2 separate regions of the Homo sapiens genome follow, and region 2 is linked to region 1. Evidence: read pairs that join two places in POLR2A ChIA-PET (ENCODE). Cell type or tissue: PC-9. All regions are shown on one strand. Links, peaks and the distances in the headings refer to the core of each region. The heading gives the core; the rest is flanking DNA.

The links. Peaks named below come from ENCODE experiments on the same cell type or tissue, not always from the same donor. Only the 100,000 strongest peaks of a DNase experiment are listed, where the experiment ranks them.
Region 2: POLR2A ChIA-PET joins it to region 1 with 27 read pairs; 4 of 35 experiments call an interaction of 5 or more read pairs at or near these places.

The regions. Positions count from the first base shown.
Region 1 is chr9:124,298,813-124,301,724 of GRCh38, reverse strand. The region is part of intron 1 of NEK6 (NIMA related kinase 6); the gene reads right to left. Among named protein-coding and RNA genes, the nearest start is that of NEK6, 42 kb to the right of the region's middle. RefSeq lists an enhancer at 1,694-2,599. In PC-9, for the core only: no CTCF peak of the experiment used is centred there; DNase peaks (open chromatin) are centred at 1,264 and 1,794; H3K27ac peaks cover 570 bases.
Region 2 is chr9:124,235,715-124,238,626 of GRCh38, reverse strand. No RefSeq gene overlaps it. Among named protein-coding and RNA genes, the nearest start is that of NEK6, 21 kb to the left of the region's middle. In PC-9, for the core only: no CTCF peak of the experiment used is centred there; no DNase peak of the experiment used is centred there.

The DNA of each region.
Region 1 (2,912 bases), core at 154-2,653:
GGATTATCCCCACTGGAAGAGGCTCCAGGCAGGGAAACGTCCATCAGCAGCCCCCAAGGCCAGGAAGGAAGACACCGGATTCAACCCCACATTTGCTGGAGTCCAAAGACTTGTTCTTTCCACAGCACTGCCCCTGCTTCTTGGGGAGCAGTTCTGTACCCCTATCCCCCATTGTCACCCCCACCTATACCCATGCTGGCAGCCTGGGTGCTCAGAAGAGAAAGGCCTGGGTCAGGCTGCAGACAGCTGCTGTGGGAAGGAACCTACGTCCTTGTCCTGGCTGGGCCCTGGCGCACCACACGTGTGACACAGGGAAGGCCAGGGCCAAGAGGTCCTGTTTGCCGTCCTACTTAGACCTCTGTGCAAAGGAACAGCCCCCCTCAGCCTCCAGGGCTTGGGCTGCCCTGGGAGAGTCAGAGATGCTGGTCATAGGTAGTCACAGCAGCCACAGGCCCCTGGTTAAGCACCCACTGTGTGCCCAGTCCTGAGCTCAAGGCCATCTGGGCATCTCCCCCAATATTTTAGCCTCTGGCCTCCCCCATCAGACAAGTGCTTCTGGGGCAGGGTCTGAGGTTATGTGCATAGAACCTGTGTGACCCAGCCACCGGGATGCTTCCTGATGCCAGGGGAAAAGCCCTCCTCCTCCCCAGAAGGAGAGACCTGCGCTCACCCCACAAGCATTTCTGCAGCACCTCCTGTGTGCCAGGGCTCCCACATGGTGTGCATGGAAGGGACTAGATCACACATGTGATGGGGCCCCTGTTTCTGGCTGCTGCTCCTTCTCCCAGACAAGCCCTGGATGTCCCGAGGGGCACCTCTCATGTGACCACATCCTAGGCAGAACCCCTTGAGGCCTGGCCTAGGCTCCTGGAGCAGCTCAGCTGTACCCCTGGAGAGCCAGAAGTCCTGAGGAATGGAGCCCCCTCCCCTGCGGTGGCCCTTATTCAACAGCTGAGGGGGCGAGAATGAAAGCCAGTCCCGTCTCAGGTCGGGGCCCTCCAAGATGTGACTCGTATCCTAGAGCCCCCGGCGCGGTCAGCGGGTTTTGTCTGAGAAGGAACCTCTGGTCCGTCTCCTGCCCATTCCTGGCCTTGCCCTCCCTCCTCCCTGAGTGGTTCTCCCAGGGGCACTTCATAAATCCCATGCCTACATATCCCCATCTCAAGTTTGGCTTCTGGAGGACCCAGCCAAAGACGTCATCTCTCTCCAGACAGACCCCGCCTCCTGCTGTCTCACCTGGTCACCTATGCCCCAGTCAAATTCCAAACCAAGAGTCTTCCCCCGGTCTGCTGGGCCAGCAGCCCTGCCACTCCCTCCCAGGTAGACCCACGCCCCCATTAACACGGGGGTGTTCCAGGAGGTGGGAAAGGCATCAACACCCTCCGGGCTGTCACAGCCAGCTCCTAGAGGTCCGGCCACTGTGTCTCAGGGTGCAAGTCACTCTTCCTTCCTCCCCACTGTAGTCTGTTTCCAGCCACAGTGGTGGGCCGACCAGACCTCTCAGGCTCCAGGGATATCTGTGACACCCTTTGACATGTCAAAGGATGTCCACCAAACCCTAACTCACCCGCTGAGCTTGGCCTCCCAAGTTGTGCCCTCAAAGGCACCCTGAGGCTCCCCAGAACTTGCAGGCTGGCTCCCAGCACCCTTCTCCCTCTGTGTCCTCAGGGCGGCCCAGCTCTCCTCCCTGCCCCACACCTTCCACAGACTGTTCTGGGGTAAACCTGCTCTCTCAAAATAGATGACAGGATGTGAGACTGCAGGGAAGTGGATGGTATGGACTGCAGAACACGCCCAACTCAGGGTCAGGGGGGCCCTCGCTGGCTGCAAGTCCTGCCAAGCCTGGCTCATGCAGTCTCCTGCTTGGGAAGCTGCAGAAACTCAACCAACTTTGACCCACAGACTTGGCCATTTGATGTGGTTCATCCTAGTGTGGACAGATCAGTCAGTAGGTCTCTTGTTGTCTTTTTAGTCTGTGCACACAGAGCACTGTCAGATCAGTGTCACACGGAGGGGCATTATGGGTGCACCTGCCTCTTCCCTCCCCACCCCTGCCTCTGCCTCAGCACAGGCCTCATCTCCCCACCTGGGTCTCCCAGCGCTCAGTGCTCTCCCTGCCAAGCCCTCAAATGCAGATGGGAAAATGGCACCCTCGGTGTCTCCACCATTTGTGCCGAGTTCTTGCACTGGAGCGCAGGTGACATCCCAAGGTGACACAGGGGAAGACCCAGGGTATAAAGAGCCCCAGGATAAACAGATAAACACGAGCACCTTCCCCAGGCATCTTTGTTAGGGGGAATATGAGAGAGAGCAGAATGTAAAATGCGCATGAATTTGAAGATAAAACTGAGCCTCCTGCAGGCTCTGCAGCTGCTTCCAGCTGCACCCCTAGACCCCTCAGGGTGACATGCTCACTGTCCTCTGCCCTTAGGGAGACCTCCAGGGAAAGAGTGGAGAACTGTCTTCAGTGAGAAGGTTCCATCTTTATCTCAGAAGGCACCAGCCTTGGCCCACAGGTCACCCCTGCGAGACCCATGCACACATCGGCTTACCCGCCCACCTGCCCTGGGGCCTCCCATGTACTGGAAACTGTGGCAGTGGAATCTAGACCCTGTCACTCACCAGCTGAGACCTTGGGCAAATCCCACTGGGGAGGAGCCTAGCGGGTGCTTGGGAATGTCATTCCTGCCCTCCCCACGTGGCGCTGACCGCATTCTCCAACAGCTGCAGCCAGATGCCATGGTCTGCACACTCTCAGGAGCTCACCTGTGGCCTCACATGGGCAGGGCTCCAGGAGCAGTGCAAGGGGGACCGGGAATAAGAGCTAATAATTGCAGGGCCCTGATCATGCTGGGCCCTGCCCTACGCTCTTCACCTCTATTAGCCCATCTCATTTTGTCAACAACTCCATG
Region 2 (2,912 bases), core at 259-2,758, 63 kb after region 1:
CAAAACAAAAACCAAGAAGAAAAGAAAAGAAAAAAAGAAAATATCTTTTAATTAGACAATGTTGTGCTGGTTCCACGCATTGCGAATGTACTGAAAACCACTGATTGTACACTTTAAAATGATTGAACCAGCCCAGCGCGGTGGCTCACGCCTGTAATCCGAGCACTTTGGGAGACCAAGGTGGGAGATCACAAGGTCAAGAGATTGAGATCATCCTGGTCAACATGGTGAAACCCCATCTCTATCCAAAATACAAAAAATTAGCTGGGCATGATGGAGCACTCGAGTCCCAGTTACTCGGGAGGCTGAGGCAGGAGGATCGCTTGAACCCTGGAGGCGGAGGTTGCAGTGAGCTGAGATCGCGCCATTGCACTCCAGCCTGGCGACAGAGCGAGACCCGTCTCAAACAACAACAGCAACAACAACAACATCAACAACAAAAAACAAAAACAACAACAAAACAAAAAAAATGATTGAACTGGTAAATTTTCTGTTATGTGTGTTTTACTACAAAAAAAAAAAAAAAAAGATGTAAGGATGCATCCATTCTCAGGAGCCGACCTTCACTTACATGCCCTGGGTGAGTACCTCTTTTTATTTTGGGTCCTGGATACCTCACTCGCCTTACCTAATCCTGGTCCTGGGGCCCAAGGCCTGCCCCATGGAGAACGAGAATTCTGTGTTTGCCTTGTAGCTTCTTTTGCACCCACCACTCCCCAGGAGAATCCTTTCTTTGGCCATTCAGGTTATGGGCTGATGCAGGAACATTTGAGGGGGGAAAAGGAAGAGAGAGAACTGGAAACATGAATAGCTTGGGAGCAGCCAAGAAATACTTGTTGGAAAAAAGAAAAACTATGGAGATAGGAAATGGAGAGCGGGAGAAATGTGAAGATTCACCTAGCTCAATATTTTTATTTAAAAAAAACAGCTTTATTGAGATATAATTAGCGCACAATCCACTTCATCCATTTAAAAAGTACAATTCAGTGTTTGTTTGTTGTATAGTCACAGATATGTGCAACCATCGCCACAGTCAATTTTAAGATGTTTTCGTCACCAAAAGAGAAATCATCCCTTCCCCCACCGAGCATCAAGCAACCACTAATCAACTGTCTATCTCTCTGGATTTACCCATTCTGGAAATTTCAGAAAATGGAATCAGATAATATATCTTTTGTGACTGGCTTCTTCCACTTAGCGTAATGTTTTCAAGGTTCATCTATTAACGAAATAAAAAACCTGTCAAACTATTTCCCAGTATGGTTGTACAGTTTTGCATCCCTGACAGCAATATATATTCTAGCTGCTCTACATCCTCACCAGCACTTTGTATTGTTAGTATTAAAAATGTTAGCCATTCTATAAGTGTGTAGCACTTGGTCATTGTGGCTTTATTTTGCATTTACCTAATGAATAATGATGTTGAATTTTTTTAATGCACTTATTTGCCGTCCATATGTCTTTGAAGAAGTGCCTCTTCAAAGTACTTGACTATTTTATTGTTGGTTAGTTTGTCTTCTAACGATTGAGTTATGAGTTATTTTAAAATTGTGGAGACCAGTTACTTATCAGACATTTTCTCCCAGTCTTTGGTTTGTCTTTTTATTTTCCCAACAGTGACTTTCATAAAGGAAAAGTTTTTAATTTTGAAGGCTAATTTTTCAATTTTTGACTTTTATGGTTTATGTTATTTGCATCCTGTTTAAATAATCTTTATCAAGATCACAAAGATATTTTCCTTTATTATCTCTTTGAAGGTTTATATTCTATTTAAGTCTATGATCCATTTGAAGTTCTTCATGGTGTGGGAGGTAAGGGTTGAGGTTCTTTTTTTTGGATATGGATGTCTAATTGTTTCTTCACCATTTGTTGAGAAGACTATTCTTTCTCCATTGAAATTACCTTGGTTCCTTTGTCAAAAATCAACTGACCAAATGGATATTGGTCTATTTCTGGAATCATTTCTGTTCCACTGATCCATAGGTCTAAGCTTACGCTATCACCATGCTGTCTTGCGTATAGTAGCTTTATAGTAAGTCTTGAAATAAAGTAATGTGAGTTCTCCAACTTCTTCCTTCTTTTTCAGAATTGTTTTGGCTATTCTAGGTCCTTTGCACTTCCATATATAATTTAGAAACAGCTTGTCAATATCTACCAAAAAAAAAAAAAAAAAAAAGCCTGCCAGGATTTTGATTGAAATTGCAATATCAATTAGGAAAGTACTAACATAATTCTTCAGAATTGTTAATATTTTGTTAAAGTAGTGAGTCTTCTCATCATGAACATTGTATATCTCTCCTTTTATTTAGATTTTTTTTATTTCTCTTGGTAATGATTTTCCATTTTCAATGTACAAATCCTATTTCATGATATTTGTCCCTTAACTTTTCATGTTTTTAATGCTATTGTAAGTGGTATTGGTTTTTAATTTCTTCTTCTTTTTTTTTTTTTTTTTGAGACACAGTCTTGCTCTGGCCCCCAGGCTGGAATGCAGTGGCTCAATCTTGGCTCACTGCAAGCTCCACTTCCCGGGTTCATGCCATTCTCCTGCCTCAGCCTCCCAAGTAGCTGGGACTACAGGTGCCTGCCACCACACCTGGCTAATTTTTTTAAATATTTTTAATAGAGACGGGTTTTCAACATCCGGTTTCAGCCGGATGGTCTTGATCTCCTGACCTCGTAATTCACCACCTCAGCCTCCGAAAGTGCTGGATTACAGGCGTGAGCCACCGTGCCCAGCCGATTTTTAATTTCAATGTTAAATTTTAAAATTACTGTTAAGTAGAAATACAATAGACTTTTGCATATTGGCTGTATATCTTACAACCTTGCTAAATTCACATATTTCTATTAGCTTTGTAGTATACTTTTCTATGTAGATACCATGTTCTCTACAAACACAGTTTCACTTA